Linked DNA regions of Mus musculus: regions 2, 3, 4, 5 and 6 are each linked to region 1. A link is a loop called in an ENCODE intact Hi-C map of the cell type or tissue named here. Cell type or tissue: left cerebral cortex. All regions are shown on one strand.

The links. Hi-C counts contacts between places; a loop is a spot of excess contacts. Peaks named below come from ENCODE experiments on the same cell type or tissue, not always from the same donor. Only the 100,000 strongest peaks of a DNase experiment are listed, where the experiment ranks them.
Region 2: a loop joins it to region 1, with 6 times the contacts of the local background. A loop is called at or near these places in 2 of 42 quality-filtered maps.
Region 3: it touches region 1 in a loop (3-fold over the local background); 18 of 42 quality-filtered maps call a loop at or near these places.
Region 4: it touches region 1 in a loop (8-fold over the local background); 18 of 42 quality-filtered maps call a loop at or near these places.
Region 5: it touches region 1 in a loop (6-fold over the local background); 2 of 42 quality-filtered maps call a loop at or near these places.
Region 6: it touches region 1 in a loop (3-fold over the local background); 18 of 42 quality-filtered maps call a loop at or near these places.

What each region holds. Positions count from the first base shown.
Region 1 is chr1:128,139,728-128,143,727 of GRCm38, forward strand. All of the region lies in intron 1 of R3hdm1 (R3H domain containing 1), which reads left to right. It also overlaps the pseudogene Gm29383. Among named protein-coding and RNA genes, the nearest start is that of R3hdm1, 38 kb to the left of the region's middle. In left cerebral cortex, a CTCF peak has its summit at 1,535; DNase peaks (open chromatin) are centred at 420, 1,082, 1,535, 2,170 and 2 more places; H3K4me3 peaks cover 2,186 bases; H3K27ac peaks cover 3,522 bases.
Region 2 is chr1:128,077,862-128,081,861 of GRCm38, forward strand. The region is part of intron 2 of Zranb3 (zinc finger, RAN-binding domain containing 3); the gene reads right to left. Among named protein-coding and RNA genes, the nearest start is that of Zranb3, 23 kb to the right of the region's middle. In left cerebral cortex, a CTCF peak has its summit at 1,658 (motif pointing left); DNase peaks (open chromatin) are centred at 125, 576, 1,663 and 1,975; H3K27ac peaks cover 3,528 bases.
Region 3 is chr1:127,830,975-127,834,974 of GRCm38, forward strand. It overlaps Map3k19 (mitogen-activated protein kinase kinase kinase 19), which reads right to left. Exons shown (of 14, transcript NM_011737.2): 7 at 3,561-3,651; 8 at 1,750-1,822. Among named protein-coding and RNA genes, the nearest start is that of Map3k19, 22 kb to the right of the region's middle. In left cerebral cortex, no CTCF peak of the experiment used is centred here; no DNase peak of the experiment used is centred here.
Region 4 is chr1:127,825,734-127,829,733 of GRCm38, forward strand. It overlaps Map3k19 (mitogen-activated protein kinase kinase kinase 19), which reads right to left. Exons shown (of 14, transcript NM_011737.2): 10 at 3,323-3,366. Among named protein-coding and RNA genes, the nearest start is that of Map3k19, 27 kb to the right of the region's middle. In left cerebral cortex, CTCF peaks have their summits at 690 (motif pointing left) and 1,769 (motif pointing right); DNase peaks (open chromatin) are centred at 1,234 and 1,762.
Region 5 is chr1:128,028,552-128,032,551 of GRCm38, forward strand. The region is part of intron 6 of Zranb3 (zinc finger, RAN-binding domain containing 3); the gene reads right to left. Among named protein-coding and RNA genes, the nearest start is that of Gm28800, 70 kb to the left of the region's middle. In left cerebral cortex, no CTCF peak of the experiment used is centred here; DNase peaks (open chromatin) are centred at 913, 2,498, 3,151 and 3,748; H3K27ac peaks cover 3,445 bases.
Region 6 is chr1:127,935,681-127,939,680 of GRCm38, forward strand. It overlaps Rab3gap1 (RAB3 GTPase activating protein subunit 1), which reads left to right. Exons shown (of 24, transcript NM_178690.4): 19 at 1,658-1,885; 20 at 2,309-2,405; 21 at 2,518-2,621; 22 at 2,895-3,010; 23 at 3,366-3,468. Among named protein-coding and RNA genes, the nearest start is that of Gm28800, 23 kb to the right of the region's middle. In left cerebral cortex, CTCF peaks have their summits at 1,760 (motif pointing right) and 3,050; DNase peaks (open chromatin) are centred at 99, 789, 1,276, 1,778 and 2 more places; H3K27ac peaks cover 3,289 bases.

The sequences.
Region 1 (4,000 bases):
CAGGATCTCTGTTAAGAGAGTGCTCTTAACAGCTAAGCTACCTGTCCAACCCCCTCAGATTTACATTCTTAAGAGTTTAGGCTAGCTTTTTAGCTAGAGAATGACCAATAATCTAAATTGTGTGATTATTATGTATTTGGAGATTAATACAGCATATATAACTATTACATCAGAAGACAAAAACAAGTCATAGCGTATCTTGAAGAATTTCGCACTAGATATCTGCAGTTTCTTCCTAGTTCTCATATCTTCATTGTACCATCCTGTAGCATGTATGTTCTTTCTGTTTAGCTGTTCTAAAGATATAAAAATTAAATGCTAGCCTAAGTTCCCCCAAAGCAACCATCCCAGCTCATCTCCCCCCCCCCACACACACACCAGAAATAGTCACTACTTCTAACAAAAGGTACAAGTGATTTTTTTCTCAGATGAAATCTTTGCTAAGTGGCAAGCATAATTTCAAGGCAGCTTTACTTCAAAATGGCAACAAGAACTTGTTATGTAGCAGATGGACATGCTGACATACATAATAAAATGAAGCAAGACACTTATGGCAAAAACTGAAATGAGTATTTCCATGCTTCAAATGATAATCTTTCTTTTTAAGATTTGGAAATACTTAGGTCTTATAAATTCTAAATTAGTGAGAAATCATAATTAAAACATTTTCAGATAGCTTTATCAACTAAAGGCTTCCCTTTAATTTGAAAAAAGGGTAAGCAAGCTGTTGGTAGTGAACCCCAGTAGCACACAGTGCTTGTTTAGCAGCTGACTTAAGGTGGACTCCATAGCACTGGAGGGAGAGAAGCAAAGTCCAGTAATAAACAGTCCCCATTCAGTCTTTACATTTCAAGCGTCACACAGAACCTTATTTTCACTGCTGTAGCAGTAATTACCTAAGTTGACTTTGTTATCCTATCACTGTTAAACCAATTTAGAAAGCTTCCTTTCTGTTCTCTTACCTTTATCATGCATTGTCAAGATTATCTTTTGTTCTATAGTCAGAAAAAAGTATATATAAATCTGTGAAGCTGAGCCAGAGCCTGTTTTGGGGAAAGGGGCGTTAGAAAGGAATACTTTAAGGAAAATAAGTATATTATAATGTCTGTAGCTTTTGTCTTGGTGCTTGCCGTACTGCTCTAAAGAGCCCTGCTGATCTCAGAAACTATAGAATTGTATACTTTGTACAAGACAAGTTTGATTTCTAGTTAGTGGTACATGTATTTTTTTCCTTCAGTTAGTGCAGGTAATATGTGAGCATTGTCCTTAGAGCATTTCTGCATTCTTGTGGAAATAGAATCTTTGTTTAACAGAAGAGGAAACTAAGATAAATAGAATAAAGACTTTTCAGTTACTCAGTGTATTATCCAAAAGGTGAGACTAATCTTTATTTTGTTTTTCTTTTCATGCTTAATGAGTTTCTTTTCATTTGATTCCTTGTCTTACTTAAGTCATCCTTGGGCTAAGGTAGACAGCATCTGACAGCAAGCTGAGATATCCTTTGTCATAGTTCTGTCACTGTCTCCATCTATTGGTGTGAAGAAGTAATGCTTCTTCCTAAATATGCAGATGCTTTGTTTTAGCAAAAACACATTAAGCAACAAGGAATTGCCCCCTAAATGTATTATCTTTTCCTGTGACAAAAAGTCAGTTTAAAGATACTAAAAGTGTCATGAGATGTCAGCTTTTGGAGTGTGTGTGTGTGTGTGTGTTTTAGTGATACTAAAGAGTCACTTAAAACTTATATATATTATATATATTAAAACTTATATATATTGTAAGTGGTGTGGTAGTGCACACCTTTAATCTTAGTACTCAGGAGCCTGAGTCAAGCAGATTCTTTGGAGTTCAAGGGCAGGCAGAGGTACATAGTGAGACCCTGTTTTGAAAAAACAAAACCAACCCCTCCAAATTATATATATTAACAATATCAGATTCCTTACTTTATTCTTTAGGAAATATGATCATTTTATCTTTTTTGCAATATGATCGGATCAGGTGTCATGGTGCAAAAAAGTAATTTTTAGCAAGAAACCTCCCAAATCCTGGCAGTCTTTGCATAGTCAGATTGTTAGCTCTTACATCATTGCTTCTGACTTACTAATGAAGAGCTCAAGATAGCTTCTGATGCATTCCAGATATTCTGGGTGGTGACTGGCTAGAGAATCACTGACATCACAACCAGCAGCTGTTGATTTCTATTGTCTCTTAAGTCCTCAGTAAGTGCTTTATTCTGCTCCTGGTGCCTGACTAATCTGAGTGTTCAGCTCTGTAGAGGAGCAATGCAGAGTGTCAGTGTACAGACACTATGGAAAATGTGCTTTCAGTAACTCTGTATGATGAAGCAGATGACAGTACAATGAAGGTATGTGGTTCTAAACTCATTTTTATGTTTATAGAAGGTATCAAAAAGATAAATTATTTTTGTTTACTTAGTACCATAATTTTTATTAATGATTATATGCAATAAAATCTAAAATTAGGGCATTTAAAATATTATTTTTACAAAGATATATATGCATTTAGATGGTTAAGAGTCATATACCTACAGTAGTGCCAATTCCTTCCTATATCTCAGATTTTCAACATTTCTTACAGCATGTAAATAGAGTGGTTTACCTGTGTGCTGGTTTGTTTTTATATATAGCAAAACAAGTTGTCAGTTGAAAGAAATGTTTTGTTTAAGTTCATTTTAAAATAGATCAGCTGCATGGCTTGTTCAATTGTTAAATTTCATTATGGAGCAAATAACAATGTGAACGAGATACTGGTTGGAAATGAAGAAACTGAGTTCTTTAACTCTTAGAACCCATGTTAGTATTTGTGGCCTTGATTAAGGAAGGCATAGATAATTTTTAAAGTACTTAGGAAAAAATGTAAATTTGTCTTTGCTGTGAGCTGGCATAATGAAATACCATGTTACAAAGAGAAGAAATGTTCACTCCCACTCGAATTCTTAGAATTACCTGATTTTCTAATTTTACCGTCTGAAAACTTGACATCCCCTTGTTTTCCTCAAAACTGGAATCTTACTTCATGGTTATGCTGATAGGGACAGTGTGTCTACAAGGATGCAACTGACTTGTTTATAAAAATTTTTTTAGGTTTTTTTTGTCTTTGGTTTTTTTTTTTTTTTTTTGAGAGTTCACTTGCTTTTTACCTGACATTAGTTGAGATTTTAACAAGCTTTGCAATTGCTGTGGCATCTTTAAACATTTCTACTTGTATGACAATTCTTTTGTTCTTAAGAAATAACTCATTTCAGTTTTAGAGAACATAGAATCACTAAATTGCCACGTAGGAAGACTGAGTATCGTCTTTTGTTCTCAACTGTGTTTGTAATTAGGTTCATAAATATACTGATATCTGTTATTGAAACTAGACTTTTACCAGATGCATCATTTCAATCTTGCGCTTGGAAAAAACTACCACCATCTTTTTAAGCGTCGGATTTTTAAATCTTTATATTGAATACTTCCAAAAAAGAATAAAAATTAACATGAGCAGTATTTATCTTTTTGTTTGTTTTTGTTTTGTTTTACGAGACAGGGATTCTCTGTGTAGCCCTGGCTGTCCTGGAACCCACTCTGTAGATCAGGCTGGCCTCGAACTCACAGATACACCTGCCTCTGCCTCCCGAGTGCTGCTCTCACCTAAACATCTAGTTCACTTTTAATCTTTTCCTCATCCCCTGTTCCTTTGGGGTTTGTCTGTGGCTCTTTTTGCCTCTTCTCTTAATTCATCTCCCCTCTTCCATCTTCTTCCCCACTTTGTCTTGGGCTTTCTGCATCAGAAAACTACATCTACTTGATGTCTTACCTTCCTTTCTCTGATGGAGTCTATATTAACCTTTTCTCTCCTTAATCCCCTCCTCTCGTTTCATAACATTCACTGCCTTTTCTTTCTCTTTCCTCCTTCCTCTCCTTTTCTTCTAGTCTCTGGTCTGGTTGTCTCGACCTCTGTCTGTGACTACCGTGTGCTTCCTCCTCTCTCCCTATAC
Region 2 (4,000 bases), 62 kb before region 1:
ATTACTGAGATTTGTTTAATGAACAGTATTTCATTAAGCAGACTGTTGGAACATGGTATAAAGAGGAACAGCACATATTGGCTTTTTCTAGTGTGGGTGTCCTGGTATTCTCAGGATCTTTCACCCACTCATGAGTCAGTTTTATATAACACAGTAATGTATAATTTCCCTCCTACTCACAAGCCAACACTTCAGAGATAACATTTTACCCAGTGTTATTTAAAGAATATGGTAACTTGGAACATTTTAATATTTTTCAAAACGTATAAACAACCAAATTATTATCATGTCAGTAACGAAGCTCTTTGGCTTCAAAGAAGCACTCCAGTATATTTTAATGCTAAATAATAATTAATTTAGGAAAATATATTTAGAAAATATGTAAACTGTAACAAAACATAACTTTATTGTTTAAGATTTTATATTTGATTCTATGTATGTGTGCATCCATGTGTGTGTATGTGCATGTAAGTATATGTGCCAGTGGGTGGTATTAGATACCCAGAGCAGGAGTCAGAGGCAGTTGTGATTAATGTGGGCACTGGGACCCAAACCCAGGTCCTCTGGAAGAGTAGCAAGAACTCTTAACCAGTCTCACTGTTCAGTTCTGGTTGTCCTAGAACTTACTATGTAGACCAGACCTGGCTGGCCTTGAATTCATAGAGAGTTTACCTCTCTGCCTCCCAAGTGCTGGGATTAAAGGAGTGTACCACTTCCTCCAGTGAGATTTAGTTTAAAAAAATTGTCATGAATTTATACATAAAGGAGCACTTGCCTCTACAGCCAAAGAGAGATAAAGCAGAGAGAGGTACAGGAGCTCAGAGACTATTGGCAAAATTGATAAATAAATGAGAAGTCAGCAGAGAGGTCACAGATAAACTCACATAATTGAAATGAAGTCCAGTCCAACTTCCTGGTGCTTGTTCCAGTGCAGCTACTAAGGCAAAGCCAAATGGAAACTGGAGTGGGCTAGAAACTGTGCATGATCCAAGGCAGAGTCCTGGAGCAGGAGTGTAACCTCCTCACAGGAAAGGGCAAGCGGGTCATGTTAGCACATTTAATAGGGTCAGAATCTTACAGAGTAAGTACCTGGGAGCAGAACAGAGCAACATGAAGTCAGAATGTTAGCCAATAGCTAGGCAGGACTGACCATTAGTTTTTCAATCAGTTACATATTTGAATATGTGTTATTTATATATTATTATGTATTATAGATGACCTTAAACTCTAATCCTACTGCCTTGACTTCCCAAATCCTGACATTGGTCAAACCAAGCATTTTCGAGGAAAAAGAAACCAAGACATACTGCATACTTTGGATGTGGCAACCTTCCATCTGCTACTTGATAACTGTATATTAGCAATTTTTTTCCATAAGGAATTTTCTAACTTCCCAAATATGCCCAGAGCCAGTATATCAATTAGAAAATGTGTCTTGGTTTCTTTTTCCTGGAAAATGATGGGTGTGGTCAACTTAGAGGCCTTACAGACAGTTGAATCATAAATTCCTATAATCTCAGGATTTAGGAAGCCAAGACACTAGGATCAGCATTTAAGGTCATCCACAGGGCTGGAGAGCTGGAGAGATGGCTCAGCGGTTAAGAGCACTGACTTCTCTTCCAGAGGTCCTGAGTTCAACCACATGGTGGCTCACAATCATCTCCAATGCCCTCTTCTGGTGTGTCTGAAGACAGTGACAGTGTACCCACATGCATTACATAGATAGATAGATAGATAGAAAGAAAGAAAGAAAATCAGTTTAAGGGGAAAAAAAGGTCATCCACAACTACAAAGTATATTTGGGCCAGTCAGAACTACAGAAGACACTGCTCCAAGCAAAAGACATAAATAAATCAGCTGCAATTTACAGAAAAAAAGAAAATGTGAGGCAATAGCAGATCAAGAAAAAGAGATACATAAGGCTTACCAAGGCTGCCAAGATGGGAACTGACAAAGAAACACGGCTCACTCTGAAGGGAAAGCTAGTGAGCTGTCTTACTAACGCTGAGAAGAGACGCCAGGACCAAACTGAAAAAGGAAGCATTTAATTGGGGGCTTCCTTACAGTTTCATCAAGGGTTCCTTCATGATCACCATGGTGGAAAGCTTGAAGGCAAGGAGACAATAGCTCCCACCAGAGTGTGTGTGCACAAAGACGCACACATAGAAATAGAAATAGAGACAGAGAGAAGCTGGGCCTGGCATGGGCTTTTGAACTTTAACCTCTACCCTACTCCCTCCCCTGGCTGACACCTTGCCTCCAACAAGGCCATATCCCCCAATGCTTCCTAACCAAGCCTTCAAAAATATTAGCTTATAGCCAGGCGTGATGGTGCACGCCTTTAATCCCAGCACTCGGGAGGCAGAGGCAGGAGGATTTCTGTGTTTGAGGTCAGCCTGGTCTACAAAGTGAGTTCCAGGGCAGCCAGGGCTATACAGAGAAACCCTGTCTCGAAAAACAAAACAAAAGAAAACAAAACAAAAAAATTAGCTTATGAGGGCTAATCTTTTTTTTTTTAATGAGGGCTAATCTTGTTCAAAACATTATATACACTAGACAAAAATTAAATTAAAAAAAGAAATTAAAAAGAAAAGCACTGTGGTGAGCAGTGTTGGCAAATTTAGGAGATGAGTTGATTAGGAGCAGGTGTAATGTGATTGATGGACATATTCAATGGTTACAAAACCTATCAGAGCTTTATCACGTGTGTGTGCGCACACACACAAACACACACACAATTAAATTAACTCACATGTGTGTATCGTGATTATTAATTAGGTAGGAGAGAGCCCAGCCAACTGTGGGTGGCACCATCCCCTGAGCAGGTGGTCCTAGGCTGAATGGAAAAGTATGAGCCTCTGAGGCAGCTAGCAAGCAGAATGCTTTCATGGTTTTCACTTCAAGTTTCTGCTTTGACTTCCTTCTTTCAATGAAGTCTTTGATCTGGAAGTGTAATTCAAATAAACACTTTCCTCCTGTAAGTTACTTTTAGCCAAACTGTTTTATCACAGCAACAGAAAAGAAACTAGAACACTAGAAAATAAAATAGCCTTCAAGTATATAAACAAATACAGAAATAAAGGCAGAACTAAAACACAACATAAAACAAGATACCACAGACTTGAACTGGATTTGCTAAGAATTTAAAAATATACTGCTGAAACTAAGAGCAAAGTTCACAATATTCCTGTTCTCTAATTGCAGGAAAGGAAAGGACTGGCTGTTCTTTGACATTAGTCAGCTAATCCCTGAGCTGGACACAGAAACCCAGCCAATCCTCAAACCTTTTTGTTTATCCACGCTCCCCAAAGCATGGTGTGATGGCAACTGTTCTTTGTAAAGAATACAGCCTTCCCAAGTGTGAGCAACACAAAATGAGTGGCTTTGCTTTCACAAACATAATAGTTCCCCCCACCCCTGGACAGAGAGTAGTAAAAGGGAGTAAACTAGAGTGAAGGTAAGCACACACATGTGTGCATGTGAAATGTATACAAACATAAACATAGAAGCACATCTACACACACACATAAAAAGCAAAATACAGAGATAAAAGAGGTAGCAGATAGAAAGGAACTGAAGAAAGGGCCAACACAGATGTAAAGAGAGGCAATGAGGTAAGGAATGGGACAAAGATAACACTGGGAGCTGGCCAGGTGCCTGAGTAAAGTCACTGGCTGCCAAGCCTGACGACCTTAGTTTGATTCCAAAGACGCCACATGGTAGAAGGGGAAAACAAAAGTCCCCAAAGTTGTCCCCTGACCTGGACAGTGGCATGTATACACATAAACCCAATAAATATATAAATATGATTCTTTAAAACGATACTACTACCGGTATAACATGTATATAAAAATAAAGTGAATGTACAGTATCACACAGCGGTCAAGAACAAAGAAAAGATACCACATAAAGCTTCGCAATAGTGAGAACAGAAAAAATTAGAACAGAAAGTCAATTTATAACAACCAAGTATCTTAATTTCCTAGGAATAACAATGGTG
Region 3 (4,000 bases), 310 kb before region 1:
TCCTACCAGGAGAAGTCCCCCTGCTTGTCCTGGCCTGCTCCTGCCAGCTCTGCCTTCTGGATTCAGTCCTAGTCAGTGATCCTTTCTTAGTCCCCGTTCGTGGGAACAGGAGAGTCAGACAAAACGAATTAATTAGCCAGGCCAGTACTCTCAAATTGTCTGCAATGGGAAACTGGTTTCTATTTTCATTAGCTACTTTTATTACCTTATTTTTATTATTTATTTTTTGAAACAGAGTCTTATATAATACAAGCTAGTCCCAAACTAGCTATGTAGCCAAGGATGGCATTGAACTTGGAAGCCTCCTGCCTCTACCACCCAAGTGTTAGGATTACAGGCATGCACCACCATATCCGGTTTATGAAGCACTGAGGATCAAACTCAGGGCTTCATGTATGCTAAGAAAGCCCTCTGCCTGCTGGGCTGCACCCCCAACTCCATCGTTTAGTTCTTTGAGAAAGACAGAGCCTTGCTTTTGTATAGTTAATCTTCCAAACAAAACAGCCACCATTTCCATCAGGCTGACTATTCCTGCTGGTAGGAGATCTATCACTAGCCAGTTTACTAGGAGGGTCGTGGAACCTCACCTGAGATTCTAGCTAGTCCTGCCAACCAACTGTACACAATTCTGTCCTAATTGCATGGGACCTCAGGAGGTATTAGGGTATAAACGATAAGGAAGGTTAATTGACAAAGACTCCATACCTGACTCTGGGGAAGCCAACATCGGTACTGGTTGAAGACTTTCCAATGTGGCTGCTTTGGGGTTTCCATGCTCCCATAAGCCCCTCCCCGATGCTCTCTAAGTGACCTCTGGTAGAGCCATGCTTTAGTTTGTCTTTGGGACCTTATAAGGAGGGGTAGACACTTTTTACATCTCATTGGGGAAAGAGATTTCCCAAGAGTGCCGCCTGCCCTAGAACAAGATATGTAAACCAGGCTGACCTTAAGCTTGTAGTCATCTTCCTGTCTCTGACTTTTGAATTCTAGTGCCAGAAGAAGCCATCTTACAACCTTCCAAGTCATTGCGGAGTGATACTTTTTGACAAATGTAATGAAAACTAGAGTAGAATGCCAAGAGTCAAAAACTGTTTTTGCATCAACTGATCAGTGGATGTGAGATTGTACTATCAAATTACTAATGCTCACCCTCATGGTCTGTACTAACATTGTCTTGTACTGGTCATGGGCTACAGAATAGCATTTTTCCAGAACAATGTAGGTATGCTATAGCCCTGAAGCCAAATCAGACCTTCAGTCTCTGTCTCTGTCTCTCTCTCTCTCTGTGTCTATGTGTGCTCGCACATGTGTGTTGGGGGGCTACTCCTCTGTGTGCAGGTACATTTGCCTATGTGCATTGAAATGGAAGCCAGTGGAGGGCATTGGGTGTCCCACACTGGTTAGAAGATTTCTTTGAGACAAGGTGTTTCACTAAACCTGAAGCTAGGCTGACAGCCAGCAAGTCCCAGTAATCCTCCTGTCTCTACCTCCCCACAGTGCTGGGGTTATAGGCATACACATATCTATTCCAAGCATTTTACATAGATACTGGAGATTTGAGCTCTGATCCTCATGCTTGCCAGCAAGTGTTCTTTCCGGCTGAGCTCCATCACTGCAACAGACGTCATATGGCCCACACACCTGAAATGTCTATTTATTGTCCAGCCCCTCTTCATCGCATTCATTGCCACACAACTGCCATCTTTTCTACTTAAATTACAGCCCAGTACCTTGGAGGATATTCCTTACTTGCTTTCTTTCAAGTCTTCTTGGCTTGCTTCTTGGAGAGGATCCGGTGGAAACGTCACAATAATCTCCACACCTGTAGAAAGTCATGACAAGAGTAGATGAAGAAAGAAAGGAGTGAACTCCTAATGGATGAAATGCTTTAATCTATTTAGATAAGTCTACTCCTAAGGGTCATAGAATAAATGTTAGTTAGGGGGTGGGGCTTGGCCAATTTCTCCAGCACGTCCATGTTGTGCCAAGTATGTGCCACCTCCAGCTAAGGATGGTGGTGAGTGTGGCCCACCACAAAATTATATACTTGGCTAAAATATCCTGAAAGTGTGTGTGTGTGTGTGTGTGTGTGAGAGAGAGAGAGAGAGAGAGAGAGAGAGAGAGAGACTTGAGTGCACTGTTCTTGAGTGTGAGCTTTGGGATGACAGTTTGAAGTCATAATATCGAAAGGTTGGTTTTATGTTAATTTCCAGATACAGGGTAGGTTTGCTTAGTGAGGAGTCTGACACACGCCCCATTAGCTGAGTTTAGTGTTCAGGACCCACATGGTGGAAGGAAAGGACCGACTGGCACATTATCCTTTGACTTGTGTATATAGGCTGAGGTATGTGTATATCCACGCACATATATACATGTAGAAAAAAATAACTAAAATGTAATCTTCCAGATGGAGAGGAGAGTCTTTGACTGATCAGTGTCCTGTTTGGAGATAAAAAGTTCCCCTTGAATATAACAGACAGCACCTGCCTCCCAGAGAACCTATATTAACTGAAATCCATCAGCTACAAAGAGAAATTCTGTCAAAAAGATCATTGTTTCTTTGAATTATTAAGGTTTAAAACCTTAAGAGCCCCCCGCCCCGCCCTCCCCCCCCCCCAGGCAACTTGAGACACTGTTGGGCTTTCTGAGGACCTGGCTTTAAAGTTTATGAAAGTCAGAGGCAGTTTGAGCACAGGACTCTTCCAGAGGGGGGCAGGGGTCGTTTGTTTTCATCAGTTTTTCCAGGATCAATGATGATCATTATTTTAACTGTTACCAAGTTATGCTCTGTACTCAGCCTGGAGAAAGGCAGTGACTAAGACTAAGGAAGGCTGGAGGCTGCTTGGCACAGTGCAACGGGGCACAGAGGTAGAGGAAAGGAATGATGGGAAATGGAAAGCATGAGACTGGGGCTGGGCTGGAACAGTAACTATGTAACCACAGAGAGCAGGAGCAGGTGGCCGTCCAGGGAGGGGCAGCAGGCCAAGCCTGATCCAGATAAAGGATATAACAGAAAGATGGAGGGTTTTTTAGTCATATTCTCTCTCTCTCTCCTCTTTCCTCTCTCCTCTCTCCTCTCTCCTCTCTCCTCTCTCCTCTCTCCTCTCTCCTCTCTCCTCTTTCTCTTTCCCTCCCTCTCTCCCGCCCTCCTTCCCTCCCTCTCCCCTCTCCTCCTTGATCCCTTCCCCCTGCCCTCCTCTCCCTCTCCTTCTGAATGTGTGTGTTTATGTATACGAACATACACATGATGCCAGTGTCATCCCTCAGGCACTGTCCATCTTGATTTCTTGTTTGTAAGTTTTGTTTTTGTCTTTGGGGAACAGGGTCTCTCCCTGGCCTGACACTCACTAGGTAGGCCGGGGCATCAGGCATTTTTTATGTGGGCTCTGGAGAACAAACTCAGGGCCTTATCTTTGTAAAGCAAGCACTTTACCAGTGGCTGTCTCTCCAGCTTCTGTTCTTTCCCTTTGCAAGTTGTTTTCAAAATTTCACCACATACTTCTGAAATTGCCAGAGAACCCCAAAGCAACAGTGCTATCTTTAGGGACAAGTTGATATACCTTCTGTCCTTCGTGGCCAGTTTTCACCCCTGGGAGCTGCTCCTTCCCTAGCCAATATGAACGGGCTGAAGTCATCTTCAAGGTCAAAGTCCTGTAAGATCACAGACTGAGAGCTCAGAGAGGTTCTGGGGAGATGCTCAGTCAAACACTTGCCACACAGGCATGAGCAACTGAGTTCAGTAAGCGCAATCCGCATTTAAAAGCTTGGTGTTGGGGCACACATTTGTAACACCAGCCCTGGGAAGCAGACGCACGTGTGGTTACCTGGGGTCAGCCAGCCGTGATAGGTTGGCTTTAGAGCAACAGCAGCCAAGGTTGGCTTGCACATGTATACACACATGTGTGAACACATACACACTTTTTAAAATCTAAACGTTAAGGTGGTGACTCAACATACTAGTTTGTTGGCAGGGTGAATGCTGACCTTCCAAGGGTAAACT
Region 4 (4,000 bases), 310 kb before region 1:
TGTGATTTCTACATGCACATAGACACATACACACACACACACACACACAGAGAGAGAGAGAGAGAGAGAGAGAGACAGACAGACAGACAGACAGACAGACAGACAGACAGACAGAGACAGACAGAGAGAGAGAGAAAGAGAGGCAGACAGACAACAGACAGGCAGATACACACACACACACACTTAAAAATATATTTAAAAAATCTCAAAGCTATTTGGCTCAGTGGTATAGTATATGTATGCTTAGCATACATGAAGCCCTAGGTTGGATCCCCAGCCCCCAAAATAGGGAGAAAAAAACAACACAAAATAACTAAAATATCATTCTCCGTACTTTTCCAGAATCAAGATTAAGTGACTCTTTAAAAGATAATTAGGTGCTATAGTGTTAGATCAGATGTTAAGAGTATAGATTTCTCTTGCAGAGAACTTAGTTTTGGTTTCCAGCACCCATGTTGGGTGGGTCATAGCTACCTATAAATCCAGCTCCAGGGGACCTGATACCTCTGGGGTCCTTAGGCATTTGCATGCACATATAAACTCAGACATACATATATACACATAACTAGGAATAATAAAGTAAATCTTTTTTTAAAGCTAAAGTTAACTGAGTGCTGGTTACTCTTCTAGGGTGGCATCTACATCATGGCTCACAGTGTGTAATTGTCCCAGGGGATCTGACACCCTCTTCTGGCTTCCATGGGCACTGTATGCACACGATGCACAGACATACATGCAGACAAAACACCCATACTTATCAAATGTTCAAAAAATAAAAAGGCTAAAATTTACATGTCAAGACTCATGGTTATACTTATTAGTTATGTGGGGTTGTTTATTTATTTAGTTTGTTTGCTTGCTTTTTTGTTTATTTTGTTTTAAGGCAGGGTTTCTGTCTGGCTGTCTAGCTGGTTTTTGTTTGTCCTGGTTGCCTTAGAACTCACTCTGTAGACCAGGCTGACCTCGAACTTGGAGATCCACTTACTCCTTCATTCCAAGCAATGGTATTAAAGTGTGGGCCACCATGCCCAGCTTAAATGTTAAATTTTAAAATGGGAAGTATTTTATCTCTCTTTTCTTTTTAGTTTCCACGGGACTGATGAAAATGTTAAAGCCCTCTTGAGAACACTTTAAGCTTGTTGTTATATGTAGCTTAAGGGTTCTTCCAGGACCGATGAACTCATTGTTTTGCTGAGTCATTTAGGTGGGAACAGCTTTAAATTTGAAAACTTAGCAATGCTAAGGGCTTTGTAGGCGCACAGTTGCTACTGTTCACCTAGAATGCAGAAACCACTTGATTCAGTCCCCCAGAAATCCACAAACTGGCTGTGATGGTGCATGCATGCCTATGATCCAAGGACTCTGGAGGTAGAAGTCAAAGGATCAGGAGTTCAAGGTCATACTCAGGTACAACAGCAAGCTTGCGGCCAGTCTGAGCTGTGTGCCAATCTCAAAACAAACAAACAAACAAACAAACGAAAAACAAGAAAAGCCTCAATAGCTTAAAAAAAGATTTATTTAATGTGGATGGCGTATGGGTGTTTTGCCTGCATGTATATATGTGTACCAAGGTGTCTGTTGTATCTCCTGGCACTGGAGTTACAGATGGTTGTGAGCTACCCTATGTGTACTAAAAACTGAACCCAGGTCCTCAAGGGTAGCAAGTGCTCTTAAGCGCTAAGCCATCTCTCCAAACTCCTTAATAACTAACTGTTAAATCTCCTTGCCCTCTAGTTCAAAGTCAGCTACTCTTAATTATTACCAACCTCTAGAGGGCAGTGCAATGCAAACTATAGCGTTCAACTTTGTGGCCCTTAAGCTATAAAGTCCTTAAGTGGTTTTTTTAGTTTTGGTTTTGTTCCTTTGTGGCCTTTTCTTATGTACACAAACTCTGTACCTAATTATATGGGATTATTTATAGACATGGATTATGCATAGTGACTGAGAGCTATGACTTCAATTTTCACTTGCCAACTAGGTGCAAGCAGGAAAGAAAAAAAAACCAAAAACCCCAGATACTAGAAATTCAAGTGTTAGAGGATACTTCTCTCTCAATGTTATTGTCTGAATTTTTTCCCATTTCTCAAAAATAGGAAATAAGCCGGGCATGGTGGCGCACGCCTTTAATCCCAGCACTTGGGAGGCAGAGGCAGGCGGATTTCTGAGTTTGAGGCCAGCCTGGTCTACAGAGTGAGTTCCAGGAGGACTACACAGAAAAACTCTGTCTCAAAAAAAAAAAAAAAAAAAAAAGGAAATAAGGAATGAAGAGGCAGCTCAGTCAGTAGACTGCTTGCCTTGCAAGTACAAACACCTGAGTTTAGCCCCAAAGCCCACATTTAAAAAGCTAGCTGTGGTGGAACAAGTTTGGAATCCCAGTATTGAGGATGTAAAACAGATTCCTGGAGTCTGCTAGCTGGCTTGCCTAGTGTAACGGGCCAGTGAGAGACCCTGTCTCAAAAAGCAAGGTGGACAGTGCCTGGGAAACAAGTGCACAGGTGTCACTCACTGCAGATGCACAGGTGTGCACAGGTGTCACACATGTGCTGACACACAGGTATGCACCAACACACAGGTATGCACCGATGTTTGTATGTCTCCTAGGACACTGAAGGCCAAGAGAGCTGAGAAAACTGACAAGTAACAAGTATCTTCCCAGGATCTTTACCTGTAACGCTTTATAGGAGCAGGAAAACTCTCCCCCATCAGGGTGGGGTGTGAACGGCAAAGAGTAACATGGGATTTGGACAAAGGTATGAGGTGAGTAGAGCAGCAATCCACACCCTTAATCCTAGAACTAGAGAGGCAGAGGCAGGGGGATCTCTGTGAGTTCAAGGCCAGTCTAGGTGACATAGTGAGACCCTGTCCCCCAAACTTAAACGCATTAAGAAACAGAGACAAAATGAAGGAAAAACGAAGACAGAAAATGAAGAGACCTGTTCACCCCACTACCCAGGAGCAGGAGATGGCCCAGAGAAGCACCTCACAGGACATGGAATGGTTTTCCCATGAATACTTAGCTTCTCCATAAAGTAGTCATCCTTTTTTAAATTTTCTCCACAATATTATTGCTGAAGATTTGACTGAGAAGTTTGTGGGAGCTTGTCATTGTTGTTGAGATTTATGGATTTTGTTATTTCTTTCTTTGAGACAGAGTTTCTCTGTGTAGCCATGGCTGTCCTGGAACTAGCTCTATAGACCAGGCTGGTCTCGAACTCATAGAGATCTGTCTGCCTCTGCTTCGAGAGTGCTGGAAATTAGAGTGTGCACCACCACCACCCTTATTGTTGTTTAATGAAGTCAAACATGCTGGAACTGATCTTACCCCAGTTCTTCGGCTACTGTAGCTTATGTCAGAGGTAGGAAACTCTATAACAAAAGAAACAAGAACTGGGTGTTATTAGTAGTAGGCTGAAGAGTTCATAGATGGAGCAGGAGATATGCGGGAAAGTGTTTCAGAGTATATTCTCCCTGTGTGGTATACATAGTGCTGTGAAGTGATTTCAGAAAACCTTAGCCTAAAGCTACCAGAAGGGGTGTTATAGGTTTGTTCATTTGTTTTTGAGAGCTGGTCTCATAGAGCAGCCTACATGTAGTTAGTACCTTGAATTCCCTAGGTAGCCACGGATACCCTTAAACTTACAATCCCCCTGCCTCCACCCCCTGAGTGTTACAATTACAGGTGTGTGTCCTGCCCAGCTTAGTATGGGAAGCAAACCCAGAGCTTCGTGGATGCTAGGTAAAACTTGATCAGCTGAGCCACATGCCCGGCTCCTACACTAGCTTATTTATTTTTAGTTCATGAAATACTCTTCCCTGAAACACATACAAAATGCATTTCCTTTCCAGCCATTTGCTCCCATTGCCTTCAGTATTGTCATTATTAAGCCTATTGTTAGTCGTGTGTGTGTGTGTGTGTGTGTGTGTGTGTGGTGTGTGTATGCATGCACACGGGCACATATGTGCAGAGGCGAAGGCATCTTCATTCCATCATGTGCCTGTA
Region 5 (4,000 bases), 110 kb before region 1:
CACAGAAACTTTCAAATTCTTATTGTGTTCAAAGACACAATAAACTGCCTCTCATAAAAAAATGTCCTGAGATGCAAGCCCTGTCACTCTAGAACCTATGGTACAGGTCCAATAATATGCCACTTCTCGATGCAAACTCCCTCACTGAAACCATACTACAATCTCAATAATACACCACACAACTATAAAAAATAGTTATTTATATACTATAACAAACATTTATGTAGAAAAATGGTCAATATTATAAGGGACAAAAATGCTAATATTTTTAATATAATAATCTCTTTTTCAAAAAATATGAATTTGTTTACTCTTCTATTAGTTTTGGACCATATAAAAATATAGCCCTGAAAACAACAAGGAAACTTGTAAATCTGATCACACATGACCATGCCACACTTTATAACTTTACAGTGCCGAGGCTAAAAAAAGAGGTGGAGAACATTGGTGAATGGGTATAGAGGTTTAGATTAGGGTGACAAATGTGCTAGAAATTAAAAGCTTTGTTTTACAACAATATGAATGTATCTAAAGATACCAAATTATATACTTAAAATGGTAAAATAGTACATTTTCTTACGTATTATTGCAAACCAATGCCTGCAGAAGACACAGAGAAGGGGAAGACACCCACAATGTCTTCCTATTACATTCTGATGAACAAGACTGTAATTTGACTCCTACCTAGCCCTATCTTTATCTAACTCCTGACTAACTGTTTTTGTCTAGAGACCTTGGTTTAGCTCAGAATATTCAGCTGAATATTTAGTTCCTCAAGGGCACAGTGGTCTCTCTTGTTCTGGTTTTAGCATATAGAATTTCCACTTTCTGAAAAGGAAAGGAATATATTTACTCACAGGATGCTTCTGACTGTCTTGACTGGTTCACATTGGTACACCCGGCCATCAGGCCTTTCCTCTTCCCATCCTCACATGACAGTCATCTATAATTACCTGGTTAGTGCCAGACGTGACAATTCAGTGAAAGCTTGAATCATTTTGATCCCTAGAGCATGAAGGCTTATACATTTTGGCTGAATGTATGTCTGTGCAGCACAAGCATGTCTACTGTCTGCAGAGGCCGGAGGAGGATGTTGAATCCTCTACAACTGAAGTCATAGATGGTCATTTATTGTCATGTAGGTGCCAGGAATCGAACCTAGGTCCTCTAGGAGAGCATCCAGGACTTTTAATCACTAAGCCATCTATCTAGCCTCCTAAAAATAATTTTTGAACAAATGGATTAATTTAAAAAAACAAGCTAGAGGCAGTAGGTGGGATAAAATGACCTCATACACCAACTCAATATAGAATGATTCAAAATCAGAAGTCTTTCCAAACACAAATACAGAATTTATATCACATCTTACTTAACTATTCCTCAAACAGACGTTGAGTGCTCAGTATATTAACTATTTACTTCACAACTGAGCCATGTGCTCAAGGAATAGACAGCCCTGTATTTAGCCAGAGGCAGAACAGTAAATGACGCAGTGCTGGAGAACATATGGAGGTGAGCAGGACCCTGATTATGCTAATAATGGACATAACACCTTGAGTATATACTATCAAGTAGCATTTCACCGTCTCAAGAAAATTTAGACAACCAATTCTCCTTAGTAGAACTGGTATAGAATTTGATGTGTTCCCACACAAAAAACTGAACCCAGAGCCCTGTACATAAGTGTTGTAGAGGGGCCTGGTGCTGTTCTTGTGAACCAATCCCCTAATGACTAAAGGAGCCAATCACTGGGCGAATAGGTGGGACTTCTGGGTTGGACAGAGGAAGAGAAGGAGGAGGAGAGAGGTAGGTCTTTTGGAACAGGGATAGCATGAGGGTAAGATGTAGCTGCTAGAGTTTCACTAGAGGAATCAGATTAAACAGGGCTTACAAGAGAGGGTTTTAGTTGTAGCGCCCAGAGATTGAGCTACCACTGTTTCTGAGCTAAGTTTGTGTGGTGTTTTTCTTCTTGAAGTGATTTGACTGGGTTCCAGAGAGAAGGTACCGCAGCAAGGTGCGTAGATTTGCCTGATGTGTGCCACAAAGGCCATGGGGTGGGGGATTTGAAGCATTGGCGTGGTAGCGACCCGCCAGTGGGAACCAAGTGAGCTGGGTGAGAAGTTTCAGGACCTTCCGGGCCAGAGTCTCCACCAGATAAGAAAAGGCCAGCTAGTCCCCTGGGGCTGAGAGTAGCTGGGCATAGTGCTGGAACCTGTCAGTTCATTATTTTAAATAATAATAATTTCCTACAACACATAAGACGCAAGCACAATTTCCCCAGATCTTCTTGGGACACTTTTAAGTTCTAAGCACAATGTAAGAGAGGACAGATATGTCTTCCCAAAGCATATTTTTGTTTTTAGTTCAAGACAGTGTCTCACTATGTAACCCTGGCTGGCCTAGACTTCATTGTGCAGACCAGAATAGCCTCAAACTCAGAGATCCACCTGCTTCTGCCTTCCCAGTGCTGATATTAAAGGCTTGTGCTATCACACCTGGCTCACACGATGCTTGGCCGGGTTATTCACAAGTCTTCCTTTTATAAGCACTGGAACATTTATTAAAGGTGCCACTTCTGAAGTCTCTCATGTTGCCAAGAAAAATGTGGAAAAATATAAAAGGAAATAGAAACTGGGGTAAGTGATTTAACCCCAGAAGGTGCACAAGGGTCTAAGTGGGCTCTATACCTTCTCTCACTTAACTACTGTCGATCAATTTATTCACTGTGCTTCATTCTCCAGATTTTATTTGTATTTATAGCTACCTCTAAATAGAATCCACTAGAGTGACTACCATGTGGCATTCTGAGTAAGGGTACTCTGCTTGAGTAATCTCTTTTCTCTGTGCCTCTCAAATCAAATGGGGTCTGTGGTGTTTGGTTACTTAGGCCCTAAGATCGTTCGTTCTTCAGATTCCATCTGCATTAGCATGCTTCTTTAGGCTGTTACTCGGGAATTTAATAAACTTTTTAAAGACAAAATGACATCTTGATCGAGCACTTCACTTAACTTTTATTTTGAATGCAGCATGACATTTTAAATATAAAATATGGGTCTAGGATGGAATAACGATCCATAATTTGCATTCTCTAAAATTATAGTGTGAAAATGACACCTTTCCAGAATAAAAACACTGTGGAAGAAAATATAGCATCCCACAGCCTAACTTAAAATGCCAGGAAATGCCTTGATCTGAATCAAAGCTTATGGAACCACAGTGCTTTCAAGGTAAAGAAATAAAGGATTAGAAAGACTTCAGAAATGGATGTAGAAGAAAACATCTTCAAAGGGCTAGAGAGGGTGCAGCCCTTACACATACATGAGGTTCTTACAGAGGACCTAAGTTTGGCTACCAGAACCATGCTGGATGGCCAAACCTCAGCTCCAGAAGATCTGATTCCCCTGGTCTCACCTCCATGGTTACCTGCGCTCACAAGTGCACAGACCTATTCAGACATTCAGATGTCCACATAATTATAAAGAAAGAAAACGCCTTTGAGAAGCACAATGTTGATCTTGAAACGACTAACAAGCAGGAAACAGAACACAACCTACGCCATCACACATTTCACAGAGATGAAATATTTCTCTTCGAAATACTATTTATACTCATAAGTGAGGTGCACACTTCTGCTCTCATATGACAGATATTAATCAAAAAACAGACTGTAGGACAGACACACAAATTAAACATTGAGCCTGAGATTTCAAAAACTCAGGCACAGTCTTGCTCTGTGCCTCCAGCTGGTGGATCAGGTGTAAGCTTTCAGCTACTGCTGTAGCTCATTCCTGCTGGTCTGCCTGCTGCTACCTTGTTCCCACCATGAGTCACTGTAAGCAAGCCCTTAATTAAATGTTGTCTTCCATAAGTTGCTATGGTAATGGTGCCTCTTCACAGCAATAGAACAGGAACTAAGACATCATTGTAACACCAAAACCTGGCTCATCTCAACCTGACACCTCACACAGTCAAATGGAAAGCAGGACAACACACCTCCATG
Region 6 (4,000 bases), 200 kb before region 1:
CCCTGTCTCCAGACACACCAAAAGAGGATCCTATTACAAATGGTTGTGAGCCACTGTGAGGTTGCTGGGAATTGAACTCAGGACCTGTGGAGAAAACCAAAAAGAAGGGGGTCAGCAGGTGTGGACAACTTCCACTACAGTTCTCCTGCCATCAGCTGCCTTCCTAGTCAGGGTGTGCTCCACAGCAGGCTCTGCAGACGTGCACACAAGAGACTGCAAACGGTGCTTGCAGTCTTTTAACATTGTGCACTACCAAAACTGCTGCTCATTAAATTCTTTTGGACTGAGCTGGGCACTTACAAATTTATAATAACTTTTTAAACCAGAAAATAGAGGTACATGTATAAGGTGGCTCTTAGGAATACAACTATGAAAGATAGATACTTTTAAAAGTAAGTAGTTATTCTAAACATATGAGTTGCCTTTCCCTTTCTGTAGGAACAATTTACTATTAGAACTGCTTAGAGATCCCAGAGTTGGGCATGGATGTATGCCTGAGACACCCATACATCATAGGGGCTTATTCTGGGCCATCCGTTATAATAAATCCTTTAACAGTAAAAAGAGGACAAGTCATGGCTGAGGTGTCTGTCCTGCCTGGTATGTTACTAAGAACTTAGGGCAGGGGAGGGCTCTAGTACAAAATACTCACTAGTCTGTAACATAGGAGCTGAATATTGAAAACTGTCAAGCTTACTGCCTTTACAGATGAGCTGGTGTGCTGCCTGGGTAGGATCCAGACCTTTGCTCATAAATCCTAGGCACTGTCACAAACCATGGCACAGCCTTACAAGAATGGATCCTATGGGGCTGGAGAGATGGCTTAGCAGTTAAGAGCACTGGCTGTTCTTCTAGAGGACCCAGGTTCAATTCTCAGCACTCAGGAAAAACAAAATGAAACAACAACAAACGGGTTCTACAGTTAGTGAAGAACTTCCTCTGGTTCGTTAGGGTCTCTCTGGGTTAAGAATGGTGACCCTAAGCCCCATGAGTTTAGCCATCACATTTGAAACAGACTATTCTCACCAACAGTGCTACATGCCCATCCTTATGTACTCTGCTAATAATAGCTCTCCACAAGCAGTGTGAGGCGGCTTTATCGTCTAGGTTTGAAAGTAGAATTGTTGGAACGTTTTTGGCATATGTCATTATTCTAGGTAGTTGTGCTATAACTGGAGCATGAATGCTTGCTTTTAGCCACCTGAACAATAATAGTGGGATTTCAGCTCCTTAATAGCATAGACGTAGTTTAGATGGAGGTGTTTTGTGTGAAGCCTTAGAGTTTGGTTGCTGACTAGAACATGAGTGAGGGAGGCTAGCTGATATTTATACCAGTGCTGCTATTGCCTAACCACCAAGTATAGAGTCTCGGTCATGTGTTACTCTGGCTGTGCTGTGCATTATTTAACTCTCTACACTTCATTTATTCACTACTTTGTTCAGTACTGAGTAATTAATACTACAGTTTGTACAAAGTCATCACATAAAAATGGTGCTTTTTTGGTTTTTGGTTTTTCTGTAAAATTGAGGAACATTTTTGGTGCTTTAACACCTCCTATTTTAAATGTGACTTTCAAACTTTAAGTGTGAATATAACTTTGCACTAGGCTTGTCTGAAAATGCTGGGTTTTGTTTTGTTGTTTTTTTTGTGTGTTAGGCAGCTAATCCAGGCTGCTTTCTGGAAGATTTCGTGAGGTGGTACTCACCAAGGGACTACATTGAGGAGGAGGTGACTGACGAGAAGGGCAATGTGGTCCTGAAGGGGGAGCTGAGTGCCCGTATGAAGATCCCCAGCAACATGTGGGTAGAAGCCTGGGAGACTGCTAAGCCTGTGCCAGCACGACGTCAGAGGAGACTGTTTGATGACACCCGAGAGGCTGAAAAGGTACGAGGAAGTGACCAGTAAATCTACTGTGTAATGACAAAGAAATTACAGATTGTAGAAGATCGCTAACAATCTTTAGAAGTACTGAGAAAATCAAGTAACAAAATAACACTTACACATTTATTATTAGTGGCTCTATCTAATGCCCTAAAAAAGAAATCCTAGATTGACAACACGCTGCTGTTAACTGCCATGTTGGTGTTGTGGCTCACAGATCATCCTCGTTCTCTGCATGCTCCTCCTTTGTACGTGTAACATAAAGACTTGGAAAGCTTGAGAAAGTAGTTCTTACAGTTCCTACATGCTTGCCTCTGCCATAGCTGCTGCTTAGCTGGGAAAGAGGCAAGAGTGAGCTGAGGTCAGGCCTCTGTGCCCCAGGAAGGCCGCCCTGCAGTATTTCTGGGTCCCCTGTGTCTCCCTCAGGTCCTGCACTACCTGGCCATGCAGAAGCCTGCAGACCTAGCCAGGCACCTCCTGCCTTGTGTGATTCATGCAGCTGTTCTCAAGGTAAAGGAAGAAGGTAAATGTCTCAGTTGTCAGTCCCTACGCCCATTGCCAAAGAAGGGTTTTTGGTTTCATTTTTAACTATGGCTTTGAATTTCTTTCTTTCTTTTTTTTTTTAATATAAATAGAAAGTCTGGAAAACATTCCTTCTGTTAAGAAGATTATAAAGCAGATCATAGCCCATTCCAGCAAAGTTCTGCATTTCCCCAATCCTGAGGACAAGAAACTGGAAGTAAGTGTATGTTTTGTCACGGTCTTGCCAAGAGTTTTCCCCACCTGGCAGTAATTACTTGAATTTTTTTTTTTTTTATGTTTTACATTTTCTTTTTACACTCATTTATTGGATAGTGATGTTGGTATGCATGCATGTCATGGGATATTTAGAGGTCAGAGGACAGACTCAGGATGTAAGACTTGGTGACAAGGACCTGTCCCTGCTGAGCCATCTCATTGGCTTCTAAAAAGGCTAAAAGGCTCCTCATCTCTGTCTCCCTTTCTGCTCCAGGAAATCATCCTTCAGATTACTACTGTGGAAGCTATAATAGCCCGAGCCCGGTCCCTGAAGGCCAAATTTGGAACTGAGAAGTGTGAGCACGAGGAGGAAAAGGAAGGTCTGGAAAGGTACTGTTGCTTGTGCCCTGCTGTGTCCACAGGAGGGCCTGCTGCAGACAGAGGGTGGCATGGTGGCTTTAATCCCAGTACTTGCAGGGCTAAAACAAGAGGTAACTTTGAATAGCCCAGAATACATAGTAGCTGTTCAGGTTAGCCAAGGCAAACCCAGCAACAAAAGAACAAAATGAAATATTCTGCCCTGTAATGATAGACAGCGAAGTCCTGAGTTCTAGGATCAGAGCTGTGCCAAGTTCTTTCCAGGCAATTCTGTCACTCTCACTTGTCCATGGGTGGGCTTAGGAGGAGTTGCCAATGAGGCTCCCTGAAGAACAAGCAGCTTGACCCTTCCTGCTTCCTCCTCTAGGTTTGTCAGCTGCCTGCTGGAGCAGCCTGAGGTATCAGTCACTGGGGCAGGAAGAGGACATGCTGGCCGCATCATCCACAAGCTGTTTGTGAATGCTCAGCGGGTATGTGCGAGTCCTCCGTGGCTGCTCTTGGCCCAGGATGGTGTTCTGAGTCCCACACCGGGGTGACAGCACAGAAAGGAACAGGCTCCAGGGCTCCTGAGACTTTGAGATGCCCTGGGTTAAGCAAAGTGATGAAAGAGTATTTCAGACCTAAACTGTGGAAATTAGAAGGCTCACACACCCATTGTTCTAGAAGCTGGTAGGGACTTTTAGCAATGGCCAGAGCTATGGTATGGAAAAGCGTGCTTATAGCCTCAGTTTCTGACTAGTCTGTAATAGAGATTGTCTCAAAAGGAAAAGGACTTCAGGCTGTGAAAACTGTGTAAACGAGCCTCAGCACAGGAGGAGATCCACTTTGGAAAATTATCTTCATTATTCTTTCCATTCATGAAAGTAGGAAGTTAAGTTATATTGATTAAGGGGTATTGGTTACATATGTGTATATATATATATATATATATATATATATATGCACACAGACACACAGACACGTACACACACACTCAAGAAGGCGCTGGTATTGGGGCACATT